2 separate regions of the Homo sapiens genome follow, and region 1 is linked to region 2. Evidence: read pairs that join two places in POLR2A ChIA-PET (ENCODE). Cell type or tissue: Panc1. All regions are shown on one strand. Each heading gives the region's core, and the rest is flanking DNA. Links, peaks and the distances in the headings are about the cores only.

The links. Peaks named below come from ENCODE experiments on the same cell type or tissue, not always from the same donor. Only the 100,000 strongest peaks of a DNase experiment are listed, where the experiment ranks them.
Region 1: POLR2A ChIA-PET joins it to region 2 with 6 read pairs; 2 of 35 experiments call an interaction of 5 or more read pairs at or near these places.

The regions. Positions count from the first base shown.
Region 1 is chr1:224,925,496-224,934,945 of GRCh38, reverse strand. DNAH14 (dynein axonemal heavy chain 14) reads right to left here and starts at 5,271. Exons shown (of 86, transcript NM_001367479.1): 1 at 5,111-5,271. LOC105373109 (a long non-coding RNA gene) reads left to right here and starts at 5,375. Exons shown (of 3, transcript XR_949207.2): 1 at 5,375-5,436. RefSeq lists a silencer at 4,937-5,036. In Panc1, for the core only: no CTCF peak of the experiment used is centred there; a DNase peak (open chromatin) is centred at 4,452; H3K4me3 peaks cover 2,117 bases; H3K27ac peaks cover 1,796 bases.
Region 2 is chr1:225,415,239-225,421,336 of GRCh38, reverse strand. It overlaps LBR (lamin B receptor), which reads left to right. Exons shown (of 14, transcript NM_002296.4): 4 at 1,539-1,622; 5 at 1,885-2,074; 6 at 3,157-3,353; 7 at 6,005-6,059. Among named protein-coding and RNA genes, the nearest start is that of LBR, 9.8 kb to the left of the region's middle. In Panc1, for the core only: no CTCF peak of the experiment used is centred there; no DNase peak of the experiment used is centred there.

The sequences.
Region 1 (9,450 bases), core at 3,504-6,003, 490 kb after region 2:
CTTCATTTCTCCTTCACTTCATTTTAGCTGATAATATATTCTCGGTTGGCATTTTTTTCTTTTGGCATTTTGAATATATCATTCATTCTTTTCTAGCCTGTAAGGTTTCTGCAGAGAAATCTATAGTAGTCTAATGGGGTTTCCTTTATAGGTGACAAGGATCTTTTCTCTTGGTGTTTTTAAGATTCTATCTTTGACTTTAGACAGTCTGATCATAATGTGCCGTGGGGATCTTTTCACATTGTTTCTGCCTGAGGATCACTGAGCCTCTAGTGTCTGAATGTCTAAATCTCTTGCTAGACTTGGGAAGTTTTTATCTAGTATTTTGTAAAACAGGTTTTCTAATCCTTTCTCTCTTTGCCCTTGGGGATATCAATAATTCATAACTTTTGTCACTTTTTATTGTCCCAAATGTCATGAAGACTTTGCTCATTCTTTTTTATACTTTTTTCTTTATTTTTTCTGACTGAATTATTTCAAAACACTTATCTTTAAGTTCTGAGATTCTTTTTTCTACCTGATTTAATCAATTGTTGAAGCTTTCAAATGTATTTTGTATTTACTTCAATAAATTCTTCAGTTCCAGAATTTTTATTTGGTTCTTTTCAAAAGAATCTTATCTCTTTAGGAAATTACTCATTCATGTCCTAAATTATTCTTCTGATTTATTTGTATTTTTTAACAATCCTCTTGTATGTCACTGAGATTCTTTAAAATCAGTATTTTGAGTTCTGTATCTGAGATTTTGAAAATTCTTTTTATTAAGATCTACTGATGGAGGTTTACTGTGTTCCTTCGGAGGTGTCATATTTCCTTGCTTTTTCATGTTTTTTATGTTTTTATGCTGATATCTGTGCATCTGGTGTAACAGTCACTTCTTCCTATTTTTGATACTTTCATAGGGAAGGACTTTTCCCTGAAGATATATCTATGGTACTGGCTGTTACGGTACTTTGGCTTTGAGTCTGCGTGTGTGTATTAGTGTAGTCTCCGCATTTCTTTGGCTGTAAACAACGTTAGTGATATCTGTAGTACACAAGAACACAACAACAACAAAAAAGAAGACAACAGGTCAATATCCCTCATGAACATAGACGCAAAACTCCTCAGCAAAATACTAGGAAACCAAATCCAACAGCACATCAAAAAAATAATACACCATGATCAAATGGGATTTATACCAGGAGTGCAAGGATGGTTCAATATATGCAAATCAATAAGCATGATACATCACATAGAATGAAGGACAAAAGCCATTTGATAATCTCAATAAATGCAGAACAAGCATTGGACAAAATTCATCATTGCTTCATGATAAAAACTCTCAACAAACCAGGCATAAAAGGAACATACCTCAAAGTAACAAAGGCCACATAGGATAGACCCACAGCTAACATCATACTGAATGGATTAAAGTTGAAAGCCTTTCCTGTAACAACTGAAACAAGATAAGGATGTCCCCTTTCACCACTCTCATTCAGCCTCATACTGGAAGTCCTAGCCAGAACATTCAGGCCAGAGCAAGAAATAAAAGGCATTGAAATTGGAAAAAAAGAAAATCAAATGGTCCCTCTCTGTTGATCATATGATTTTATATCTAGAAATACCTAAAAACTCCACCAAACAATTCTTAGATTTTATAGATGAATTCAGTAAAGCTGCAGGATACAAAATCAATGTACAAAAATCAGTAGCATTTCTATACACTAATAATGACCTAGCCAAGAAATAAATCAAGCAGGCAATCTAATTTACAATAGCCACAAAAGAAAAATACCTAAAAATAAATTTAACCAAGGAGGTAAAAGATCTCTACATAGAAAACTATAAAACACTAATGAAAGAAATTGAATACAACACAAACTAATAAAAAAGCATCCCATGCTCATGGATAGGAAGAATTAATATCATTTAAATGACCGTATTGCCAAAAGCAATTTACAGATTCAATGCAATTCCTATCAAAATACCAATATCATTCTTCACAGAATTAGAAAAAAATCCCCCAAATTCATATGGAATAAAAAAAGAGCCTGAATAGCCAAAGAAATCCTGAACAAAAAGAACAAAGTTGGAGGCATCACAATACCTGACTTCAAAATATACTACAAAGCTATAATAACCCAAACTGCATGGCAATGGTATAAAAACAGACACACAGACCAATTGTACCAAATAAAGAACCAAGAATTAAAGCCACATATTTATAGCCAACTGACTTACAACAAAACTGACAAGAACCTACATTGGAGAAAGCATACCCTTTTCAATAAATGATGCCTGGAAAACTGGACAGCCACATGCAGAAGAATGAAACTGGACCACTATCTCTCACCATATACAAAAATCATCTCAAAATGGATTAAAGACTTAAACATAAGATCCAAAACTAGGGAAAACTCTCCTGGACATTAGGCTAGGCAAATAATTTGTGACTAAGACCTCAAAAGCACAGGCAATAAAAATAAAAATAGACAAATCGGACTTAAACTAGAAAGTTTCTGCACAGCAAAACAAATAATCAACAGAGTGAAAAAACAGCCTGTTCAATAGGAGAAAAAAATTGCAAACTATTCATTTGACAGGGAACCAAGATCCATAATATACAAGGAACTGAAACAACTCAACAGGAAAAGCACAAACAATCCCATTAAAAAGTATGCAAAGGACAAGCATAGACATTTCTTAAAAGAAGACATGTAACCAGCCAATAGGTATTTGAAAAAAATGCTCACCACCACCAGAAAAATGCAAATCAAAAACCAGAATGAGATACCATCCTACCCCAGTCAGAATGGCTATTAATAAAAAGTCAAAGTCAAAAAATAACAGATGTTGGTAAGGATGTGGAGAAAAGGGAACTCTTATACACTGTTAGTGGGTATGTAAACTAGCACAGCCACTATGGAAAGCAGTAGGGAGATTTCTCAAAAAACTAAAAATACAATTACCATTCAATTCAGCAATTCACTACTGAGTATCTAACCAAAGTAAAAGAAATCAATATATAAAAGGAATACCTGCACTCACACATTTATTGCAGCAGTATTCACAAAAGCAAAGATACAGAATTAACCTAAGTGCCCATCGATGGATGAATGGATAAAAAATGTGGTACATATATACAAAATGAAATATTATTCAGCCATAAAAAAGAATGAAATCACATCATTTGCAGTAACATAGATGGAACTGGAAGTTATTATCTTAAGTGAAATAAGCCAGGCACAAAAAGATAAATATCATGTTCTCACTTATATGTGGGAGCTACAAAATTTGAATAAAATTTAAGTTTAAAATTTGAATACTATATGGAGGTAGAGAGTGGACAAATAGATAACACGGACTGAGAAGGATGAATGGCAGGAAGTGGGAGGATGAACAGAAGTGGGCTTAAGGGTACAAAGACTCAGTAAGATATAAGGAATAAATTCAGTGTTTGATAGTGGAGTAAAATGTACTTAACAAAAATATATTGTACTCAGGTCATGGACAACCTAAGTACCGTAATTTGGTCACTACACATTAGATACATGTACCAAAATTTCTCACGTACCTCATAATCTGGTACAAATAAAAACATTTAAATATAAAAATAAATTTTTCAATAATAAATCATAGCTTCTTGTAACTTTTTTACTTTATAAACTTTATTTCTTACTCTTTTGTAATAACACTGAGCTTAAAACACACATTGTACAGCTGTATAGAAATATTTCCTTTATATCCTTATTCTATTAATATAGGCATTTTTCTATTTTAAAATTTTATTTTACTTTTTAAACTTTTTAATTATAAACTAAGATACAAACACACACATTAGCCTAGGCATAGACAGGATCAGTATCACCAATATCACTGTCTTTCAACTCCACATCTTGTCCCACTAGGTCTCTGGGGTAATAACACATGGAGCTGTCATCTCCTATGATAACAATGCCTTCTTCTGGAATATCTCCTAAAGGACCAGCCTAAGGCTGTTTTACAGGTAACATTTTTTTAATAAAGAGGAGTACACTAAAATAATCGTTTAAAAGTATGGTATAGAGGCCGGGCGCCGTGGCTCACGCCTGTAATCCCAGCACTTTGGGACTCCGAGGTGGGCAGATCATGAGGTCAGGAAATCGAGATCATCCTGGCTAACACGGTGAAGCCCCGTCTCTACTAAAAATACAAAAAAATTAGCCGGGCATGGTGGAGGACGCCTGTAGTCCCAGCTACTCCGGAGGCTGAGGCAGGAGAATGGCGTGAACCCGGGAGGCGGAGCTTGCAGTGAGCCCAGGTCGCGCCACTGCACTCCAGCCTGGGCGACAGAGCGAGGCTCCGTCTCAAAAAAAAAAGTATGGTATAGTAAATACATAAGCAAGTAACATACTCATCTGTTATTATCAAGTACTATGTACTGTACATAATTGTATGTGCTACTCTTTTATGACTGGCAGCACAGTTTACAATAGCATCACCACAAACACATAATGCCTTGACTATGACATCACTAGGCGACAGGAATTTTTCAGCTCCATTATAATCTTATGGGACTACCGCTGTTATGAGGCACATGACTGTATATGTACATATATTTCCTAGCGTAGTCTATCCCACAAACGCAAGTAAAATATCCATTAGTGTCCCTAATGTAATTCATCAACTTCTTAGAAAAGTTATATCTCTACATACAAAATCACTTATAATAATCCATATATATTTGTGTTGAGAGTGTATATGTATATATTATACAATAAGTGATGGCAAGGTTTTTCAAATAGCTCATTATTCGTTTATAAATGGAAAATTTTAAAAAACTTCAGAAATATAGGACTAGAAGGGAACGCGGCCTGCCTGAGGGAGAGCAACTAAGAAGAACCTCGCGTTGAGAGCTCCTGCGGTCGGGGCTACCGGCGTGGCGGCGCCGGCGCCTGGTGGATGCGCCAGCATCTGCCTGGTGAGGGTTCCGCGCGGGGACTCGGAGGCGCTCCCACAGCAGCTGGGTGGGGAGCGCCCAGGCCCTCCGCGCCCACGCAGCCCTCCCAGTGCGACACCGGCTGCCCCACGCGCCGCCCGCCCGCCGAGGCTCTGCCGACCGCTGACAGGAAGACGCTGACGACCTTACCCGCCGCGCCGTGGTCCGACGGCCGTTGTGGCCCTTCCTGGAAGCGGCGAAGGTCCGGCCCGCCCACGCCGGCGAGCGCCAGACTAGGGTGAATGGGAAGGACCGCGCAGCACAGCCCTACCACGCCAGGCTCCGACGCCTCCTGGCCGTAACCGCCTGACCAAGAGCCACGCCTGCGCCCTGGCGAAGAGGCCACAATGGGGGTGGGGTCCCGAACGCGGCGCAAGGGATCCTGGGTGCCGGGCAGGTGAGGAGGGGCCCTGGCTCTTGCGAGATTCCACCGCGGGTACGCGGCGGCCCCCGATGTGACACCGACGGTGCTGGGGGTAAGGGGGGTGTTGGGGGTGCAGAGTGTGGCCCAAAAGTGTGCCCTAAAGGCAGATCAGATATGGTGCCCAAGTTAAAGACTCTAGTCTGACCTTTCTACCACCTGCATGCCTACCTAGGTATGGCCTAAAGGCGGGAGAAATGTGTGCCTTTGCAGAACAGGTGGCTCTGAGACCTCTGAAAGAGGTGACTTACACTTAAGATTTTCACAACTCGTGGGCGTGAATTTTCATTAAAAAGCCTCACTTACTAGTGAAGGATCGTATATATGTAATAAAACAGGTCTAAGAGGTATACAATTCTAAGGTAAAAATAATTACATATATATTAAAATACCCCATTTCTTTTTAAAGGTCTTATAAAAATTTAGTAAGTTAATGTTCTATATTTCACTCACGCAACAACTACAATATTTATTGAGCACTTACTATGTGCCAGGCACTGAGCTAGGCACAAAAAATACCTGGGTGACTTCATATTTCTTGGTGGGATCCACAGGAAAAAAAAATGTAGAGATTTGTTGGGGCCTATTACATCTAAGGCTGTGTTTAATATTTTAAAAATCAGCTTCCCATTTTTGTTACAATATTTAATAAGTTTAAATATATAACCATTCGGCATATTACAGTAAAATCTATGTATGAATTTGAGTCTTTGAGACGCTGTTTGGTAAGAGGGTTTAGGTATTGGGGGTAAGGAAATATGTCACTTTAAAAAGGAAAAACATTTTGGAAATAATGTTTTTATATGCCAATAATCATTTCCATTTGAATAAAATTGGCCAAAAAGTTGAGAGTCGTAACTTAAAAAAAATCAGTCAATAGACTGTCTAAAACAAAATAAGATCAACAAAAAAGACAGACTATGAAGGGCCGCCTGAGTTCACATCCAGTGTTCCTTATCTCAGTAAATAGCAATTCTATTTGCTTAAACCAAAAATCACTGGCGTTATCCTTGACATTTCCCACTCCCTTACCTTATATAGGCTTATTCTTTTTTGTATAACTTACTATAAAAGTGAATAAAGTATATCTATAGTATTTCATCTTAACTTGATTGGTTTTAGTAATCTATTTTTTTAAATGCATTTATACGTTCTTTCCCAGTGCTTTCTGTAATCATTTTTTAAATGTTTTTTAATGAAATTATTTCAATGGAAAAATGAAGTCAGATTTTATGATAAAAAGTCAGCCTGATTTGGCTAATTGATTTGACAATGCTGATTATACAGCAGACATTTTCCATAAATTAAATGAGCTAAATCCACAGATTCACAGTTTTGACAAAAAAAAATTGAAAAACATAAAAATGTCTTTAAAATTGTATTGGCAAAAGTGTATTAAACTTTTTTTTTAATTTTACTTTAAGTTCTGGGATACAAGTGCCGAACGTGTAGGTTTGTTACATAGGTATACATGTGCCATGGTGGTTTGCTGCACCTATCAACCCATCATCTAAGTTTTAAGTCCCGCATGCATTAGCTATCTGTCCTAATGTTCTCCCTCTCCTTACTTCCCAATCCCTGACAGGCCCTGGTGTGTGTTGTTCCCCTCCCTGTGTCCATGTGTTCTCACTGTTCAACTCCCACTTACGAGTGAGAACGTGCAGTGTTTGGCTTTCTATTCCTGTGTTAGTTTGCTGATGATGATGGCTTCCAGCTTCATCCATGTCCCTGCAAAGGACATGACCTTGTTCCTTTTTATGGCTGCATAGTATTCCATGGTGTATATGTACTACATTTTCTTTATCCAGTCTATCACTGATGGGCATTTGGGTTGGTTCCATGTCTTCGCTATTGTAAATAGTGCTGCAATAAACATATGTGTGCATGTGTCTTTATAGTAGAATGATTTATAGTCCTTTGGGTATATACCCAGTAATGGGATTGCTGGGTCAAATGGCATTTCTGGCTCTAGATCCTTGAGGAATCGCCACACTGTCTTCCACAATGGTTGAACTAATTCACATTTTCACCAGTAGTGTTCACGTGTTCCTGTTTCTCCACGGCCTCACCAGCATCTGTTGTTTCTTGACTTTTTAATAATCGCCATTATGACTGGTGTGAGATGGTATCTCATTGTGGTTTGGCTAACTGGGGACAGTGTTGCAGTGAAGACTGGAATTGTTGAACCTCTCAAACACTCATCTTCATTATACTCAGGAGATTAGTTTATTTTCTACCCAATGCTTCAGTGTTAATGGGGCTTTTTCCTTTCTTTCTTTCTTTTTTTTTTTTTTTTTTTTGAGATGGAGTCGTGCTCTGTCACCCAGGCTGGAGTGCAGTGGCGCGATCTCAGCTCACTGCAAGCTCCACCTCCCGGGTTCAAGCTATTCTCCTGCCTCAGCCTCCCGAGTAGCTGGGACTACAGGCGCCCGCCACCACGCCCGGCTAATTTTTGTATTTTTAACAGAGACAGGGTTTCACCGTGTTAGCCAGGACGGTCTCAATCTGCTGACCTTGTGATCCGCCTGCCTCGGCCTCCCAAAGTGCTGGGATTACAGGCATGAGCCACCACACCCGGCAATGGGGCTTTTTTCTATGAACCTTTGTGTAGCTCTTTTATAGTCATAAATATCACTGAAAAATATTACTCTTTTTTCTACTTCAAGAAAACTACCAGATATTTTAATTCTATAATACAAAGTGAACTTCTGAGAATTTGTTCATGCATTTTCTTTTTTTTGACAAGCTTATTAGGCCACTGGATTCCTTGAATAAGTATAAAGGGACTTAAATTTTATAAAGCAATTTGATATATGAGCAAATTCAAATAGCACTTTCAAGTATGAACTGCATAAATGGATAAAGAGTATAACATTGATATGGTATTATTTGGATTTTTAGCAAGACATTTGGTAAAGATTCTCATGATATCCTTATGGATAAAAAAGTGATATTGTGCTTAGGAATTTTTTAATTCATGGTAAAAGGTTTCTAATGCTATATTGCTAGGCTCTCCTTGGCCTAATTCCTTTCAAAGTTTTTATTAAAGAGTTCGATATTGACATCATGGCATGCTGGTTTAGGTGCATACAATATGAAACTGGGATGGGTAAATAAATGAGCCAGGATCAAAGAGAATCTTTATAAACTGAAACAATGCACCAAGTCTAACATGGTCCAGTTTCATAGGGGTATGTGTAGAATATAGTTGGGTCCAAAAAACTAACTTTGCAAAAACATATGGGGGTAGATGTGGTTTAACAATAGTAATCATGAACAAAATCTTAAGGGTTTTAGTTGATTGTGAATTTCTTGAGTTCACAGTATGATTTGGCTGGAGGTAAAGTTCATCAATTATCCTGAGGAAGTGGGAATAGACATATTCTTTGATGCTCCAGGGTATACAACCAGAGCCCATGCATGAAAACTATAAGAGGGCAGATTGACATTAAATATCAGGGAAAAAATGTCTGATTAGTCAAGCTGTCTAAGTATGGATCCCACACCTTGAAAAGTAGCGAAACCTCTGCCAGTGGGAGGACTTGTTTGAAGCAGAATCGGGGGACTTGTCTAAGTTGTGTAAGCAGAGGCCTGACAATCATTTGAAGAGAATGTTGAAGGGGAAGTTGATACATTGGATGAGATACATTCAATGAGTTATAAGATCCCTTCTGACAAGTATTAATAGATGGAATACTGTGGAGCTAATGAACCACGCCCACAGCAGATACTCCACCACCTCCTCTACCACTGAGCTAGTGTGTATACTTTGGAAACCACCAACAGTTTGGAGTTGACACTCTAGAAACCAGTTAGCATTCTCTGTGGCTATTGTAATACATTTGTTCTTTTTTTTTTTTTTTTTTTTGAGATGGAGTTTCACTCTTGTCACCTGGGCTGGAATGCAATGGCGTGATCTCAGCTCACTGCAACCTCCGCCTCTGAGGTTCAAGCAATTCTCCTGCCTCACCCTCTCGAGTAGCTGGGATTACAGGTGCCCGCCACCACGCCCAGCTGATTTTTGTATTTTTAGTAGAGACGGAGTTACTGGTTTCGAATTTCTGACTTC
Region 2 (6,098 bases), core at 900-3,399:
TATTTTTAGTAGAGACAGGGTTTCACCGTGTTAGCCAGGATGGTCTCGATTTCCTGACCTCGTGATCCACCCGCCTCGGCCTCCCAAAGTGCTGGGATTACAGGCGTGAGCCACTGCGCCCGGCAACAGACTTTTAATAAACTTTAAAAACTGGATTATATACATACTGCTCAGTAGTCAGCTTTAAGACATTTTAAAATATTGGGATAACCTTTCAGAGTGTATTTTTCTACATCATTTTTGTTGTTGTATTCTATAGTATGGATATATGGTAAATTGTATACATGTAACTTAATCGTTAAAGTCAGCTCTGTCAATGATAGACATTTAGTGTTTTTCCTTCCATATTTTCACTATTACAAACAAGTATTTTTATGTAACATCTGATTATTTCCTTAGGATGGATTCTTACAAGTGGAACTGCTAGGTCAGCTGTATGGTGCAGATTTGAGGCTTTTAATACATATTGCCAGATTGCATCAAGAAAGTTTATAGTAGTATCAGTGTATGAATGCTCAGTTTCTCATTCTGAGTATTATAATTTTTTTTTTTTTTTTTGGAGAATGTGGCTGTCAGACATTTTCAACTTACTGTTCTAACTTATATTTTGAATTAGAACATTTTAACTATTAGTGGCTCTCTTTACCACCCCGGGACTCCAGGAACAGATGCTGTGTGATACTTTGTTATCCTTTCATTTTTAATATTTAGTGACTGCTATATTTTTACAGTGTAATCTTACAGTCCTGGTGTCACAAGAACCACAGAAGCTTTGCCTCTTACCTGGTAGTGCCTTGGGCCTACTGTGTGTTGCATAAGTACCCACTATTTCTTAGTTTTCCATTATGGGCTATTTTGGAGCAGTGAATGTCTTTTTGAATGTCTTTTGTTTTTTATCCAGTTAATGAACTAATTTACCAATTTTTACTTTCTCTGCCTTTCATAGTAAATACCCCTAAAATCTATCAATGAAATTATGACATTCAGTCTGATTACGTGAAAGATCAAAGTTGTTTTTTTTTTTTTTGAGGCGGAGTTTCATTCTTGTTGCCCAGGCTGGAGTGCAATGGCGCGGTCTTGGCTCAATGCAACCTCCGTCTCCGGGTTCAAGAGATTTTCCTGCCTCAGCTTCCGAAGTAGCTGGAATTACAGGTGCCCGCTACCGTGCGTGGCTAATTTTTTTGTATTTTTAGTAGAGACAGGGTTTCACCATGTTGGCCAGGCTGGTCTTGAACTCCTGACCTCAGGTGATCCACCCGCCTTGGCCTCCCAAAGTGCTGGGATTACAGGTGTGAGCCACCGTGCCTGGCCAGATGAAAGATTTTATGTAGAAATCTATCCAATATTTCAGAGACTGGGAAATTCTAGTCAGTTTTATTCCTTTTCATTTTTAACAAAATGAGGGTTAAATTCGTCAGAATTAAGGCTGTGAAAAATCTGTTTTATTGCTTGATTCCAAAACAGTAAGTTTTTACCATCATGTTTCTTTTTAATAAGTTACAGTTCTTTTGATTAAATGTTTATATTCTTCAATTTAGAAGCCATTTGGAAATAGCATCAGCAGATATAATGGGGAGCCTGAGCATATTGAGAGAAATGACGCACCTCATAAAAATACACAGGTGGGAAAGTGTTCCCTTTCATCTTGGTTGTTTTTTTTTTTCTTTTTTTTGGTTAAAAGTGACTCTCCCTTGAGAAGCACATTGAAAATTGTAATATTTTATAACCTGTTCTAAAATTCTGTCCTTAAATTAAGACTGAATATAATTTCACAAATTTATTCTTACTAGTGTATAGCTGTATTGAGATGCTGAAATAGTTAATGCAGTAGCATTAATGGTAATTGTTCACTGCAGATATTTAATTTTTAAATTTTTCATTTAGGAAAAATTCAGTTTGTCACAAGAAAGCAGTTACATAGCAACACAGTATAGCCTTCGTCCAAGAAGAGAAGAAGTCAAATTAAAAGAAATAGATTCTAAGGAAGAAAAATACGTTGCAAAAGAACTGGCAGTGAGAACCTTTGAAGTGACCCCCATCCGGGCAAAGGACTTGGAGTTTGGAGGAGTACCTGGTAGGCCTCAGAGCTGGGCCCAGAGAGGGCAGGTGGGGTGAGCTAGGGGTGGTTGCCACAAGGTGAACTGGAAAGGCCTCTCTGAAGACATCTGAGGCAGGCAAGGTAATGAGCCTGGTGGGAACCTGTGGAAGAGCCTTCCAGAGAAGGAACAGTGGGTGCAAAGGCTTGAGGTGGGAGCATTTTGAGGGATTATGGAGTAGAAAGGATGCCATTGTAGCTGTGTTTAAAACTTTTAGCAGTCTGTTCAGAGGTTTTGAGCACAGAAGTACAAAGAAGTGATAAAGGAAGGTTGATCTGGGAGTTTGTATAGCATAGATGGTTACTTATCAGGGACAGAGAGCTCTGCTAATAGTCAGACCTGAGGCGGCAGGGGCCAGCAGTGGGCCTCAGCTGCCTGCATAAAATGGGATCCCGGAGGCTGCCCTACCTGCTAGGCGGGTTGATTGTGAGGGTCAAAGATCTGAAGTGTGCAGAGTTTTGGAGTTACTAAGTGGGTGGAACTGATGAAATTTTATGAGCTAGTAAAAGAAAAGACTTCTTGTCTAAATGGCTCAAAATCCTGCATGGCTTAATTGCTTTGTATTTTGTTATAACCTTTGGCTAGCTGGCCTGTTACAGATGCTGTCCAGCATCACTTAAAATCTGCACACATTACATGAACGTGACACTATTTTAATTGTTAGAAACTGAGGAATATAAAGTTTTTTGTTAAGATTAGGCTGATAATTTTTAGATGTTCTGATCTTCAGTTTGCTGGAGTTTCAACACATTCGCTCCTTAGTGGTTGGAGGTCAAATGTTTTAGAGCTTGGTTTCTGAGGTGGGTGTAGCTATTCAATGTTGGACCTCTTTCTTTTTTTTTTTATTTTTATTTATTTATTTTTTTTACTACTTTGATGCCCATGGTTGCCAGGCCACCAGAGGTGACAGGTAGAGATGGGAGTTTTTGATGGTACATTAGAAATTGGTTTCAGACAGTTAGCCAGATAACGAGTTCTGATCTTAACAAATCTAACATGATTCTTAAATAAATAAACCAGATTGAAATTTGAGCCTCGAATGTTCATGAATTGTTTGCAGGTGTGTTTCTCATCATGTTTGGCCTGCCTGTGTTCCTCTTCCTGTTGCTGTTGATGTGTAAACAGAAAGATCCCAGTCTTCTGAATTTCCCTCCTCCTTTGCCAGCTTTGTATGAGTTATGGGAAACCAGAGTATTTGGGGTCTACCTCCTGTGGTTTTTGATTCAAGTCCTGTTCTACCTACTGCCAATTGGAAAGGTACGTTTATGGTAATTCTGTTTTGTTTTAATAAGATGAGGTCTCACTATATTGTCCAGGCGGGTCTCCAATTTCTGGGATCAAGTGATCCTCTTGCCGCAGCCTCCTGAGTCGCTGGGACCACAGGCCTGTGCCATGCTGCCCAGCCTTAGAGTAGTTTAAAGGTTAAAGGCTGTTGTTGGTCATAATTCCCAAAACTTAGTTCATGAAGCCATTTCTCTTGTGCTGTCTGTATAACACTTGCTTATTAGGAGGAACTTAAAAAAAAATCTGATTGAGATTTCTTGTGTAACTTTTCAAACCAAATAGAAAAGAATAGGCTATTTTGCAAAGTAGCCGACTCTCAGTGGAGGTTGCTATGGAAAAAAAATTCACTCTTAGTATGTGTCATTTCAGATGCAGCATTTTAAATGATTAATTGATAGGCTACTGGGCTCGATGGACTTTAGTCTACATCTTTTACTTTAAAAAAGTATGAAAAGTTTCTAATTTTCATCTCTTTCAGAAGCTTGTTGTCAAGAACATTTTACGTTGTTTTCAGATTCCTGCAATATCTTTAAAATTTGTCTCTCCATTGCTAAGTGTAGTTTTTTCTTCTTTCAGTAGAATCCTTTACTTGGATATATTTAAAGAAACATGAGATTCCCTAAGTAATAAATAATTTATTTAAAGATCTTATTCTTAGGGCTTTGCAAGTTTGCCAACTGTCTGTAAACCAAAGGATCGGTTTTACTGGTGAATGCCAGTGATAGGAGGGTAGAGCTGCAGGCTTAATACTGTGGAGTGAGACCATAACTTTAGTGGCTCTAGCAAGGATTTTTGTGATAAAGACCTTCAGTCATTTCTACAGTAAGCCTCTACAGTTAAATTCAGATTCATTTAGGGTAAGGTGATTTCAGAGTATCAAGGAAAGCAGTTTTGGTGTTTAAAGTCATATATGTATATACTCATAGACTAAAGTGACTAAAAGCATATATATTAAAATATATATTAATATTATGCAGTCATCCCTTGATATCCTTGGGGAGTGGTTCCAGGACCTCCTGTACATACCAAAATCTGAGGATGCTGAAGGCCCTGATAAGAAATAGTATAGTATTTGCATATAACCTGTGTGCATCTTCCTTGTATACTTTGTTGCCTTTAGGTTGCTTATAATACCTAATACAACGTAAGTGCCATGTAAATAGTTATCATACTGTATTAGGGAATAAGGACAAGAAAAAGAAGTCTGTACATATTCAGCTCAGATGCAATTTTTTCCGAAATATTTTGGATCTGGTTGGTTGAATCCATGGATGTGGATCCCGTCGATACGGAGGGCTGACTGTATATTTGGATCTATATATTCACAGATTAAAGCCTAACACAGCATTTACTAGACTCCTTTAATAGATAAGGATCATCTGAAATTAGCATGTGGCATTTTACTAATCCTGTGATCTCAAACAGCTTTTACGTTTCTCTTGGGAGAGGAGGAATGCTAGCTAATGAAATCTGTAGCTAATGATAAGATAAAGTAGTTTAGCCCAGAGCAAATGATACTATATTTATATTTTACAGTTTGAAATGAATTGCTACATTTCTGAATAGTTATTTTGTGGGGTAAAACGTGGCTGCATTGAGCAAGTGGACTTTTTACTGAGCCAGTTCTATTGGGTACCATGCCTGTGGGTATCTCTGTGCTGAATGCTGTGAGTGATGCCGAATGAAGAGAGGAGATGGTTCTGATGCATGATGCGTGCTCACAGTCTCTCTCTCTCTCTCTCTTTTTTTTTTTTTTTCTTGAGACAGGGTCTTGCTCTGTTGCCCAGGCTGGAGTGCAGTGGTGCAATCTGCAACCTCCTCCTGGGCTGAAGTCATCTTCCCACTTCAGCCTCCCGAGTAGCTGGGACCACAGGCGCGTGCCACCAGGCTTGGCTAGTTTTTGTATTTTGTATTTTTGTAGAGAGGGGATTTCACCATGTTGCCCAGGCTGGTCTCCAACTCCTGGACTCAAGTGATCCTCCCACCTTGACCTCTCAAAGTGCTGGGATTACAGGCATGAGTCACCACACCTGGTTTCTCACAGTCTCTTATTGCAGATAAAAGAATCACATGAAATGGTTAAATAACTGGATGGGCAATATATATATAATATATAGCAGAGCAAGTAAGCATATGAGTATGCGTCATCAAATAGCACTTGGGTCATAGTAGAGTGGATAAACAGGGTAGAGCCCAATTGAAAAGGACCCCACAAATGGAAGACAATGGAATCATACTGTTACTTTGTAAGAGTATGGTAGCCATTGGTAGATGTTTGAGCTAGGGATCCACTAGATATAAAGGTATTTAAGCACATTTAGTCTTGAGGTGGTGGTACACAGGAGTGTGGCAGGGAGCGTGGCTGTTGCAGTTGCTTGGTCCTACACTAGGAAGTCATTACTGAATTTGTATTTAAGATAAATTCCTGAAGGTGGAATTGCGTCATTAAAGGGCTTGCCACTAGGGTTTTTGAAACATATTACTAAATTTCCATGTTACAAGATATCTTCCTTCTTGGGCGTGTTGAAAATTAAGTGATACTAGAATATATATATGTGTGTGTGTATATATGTATATATGATGGTGATGTGCTTAGTAAATTTGTAAATTTTTTTTCTTTTAAGGTTGTAGAAGGAACGCCTCTTATTGATGGAAGAAGACTCAAGTATAGATTAAATGGTGATTTTCTTTTTTTAAGACTCAAATTGATGATTTGAT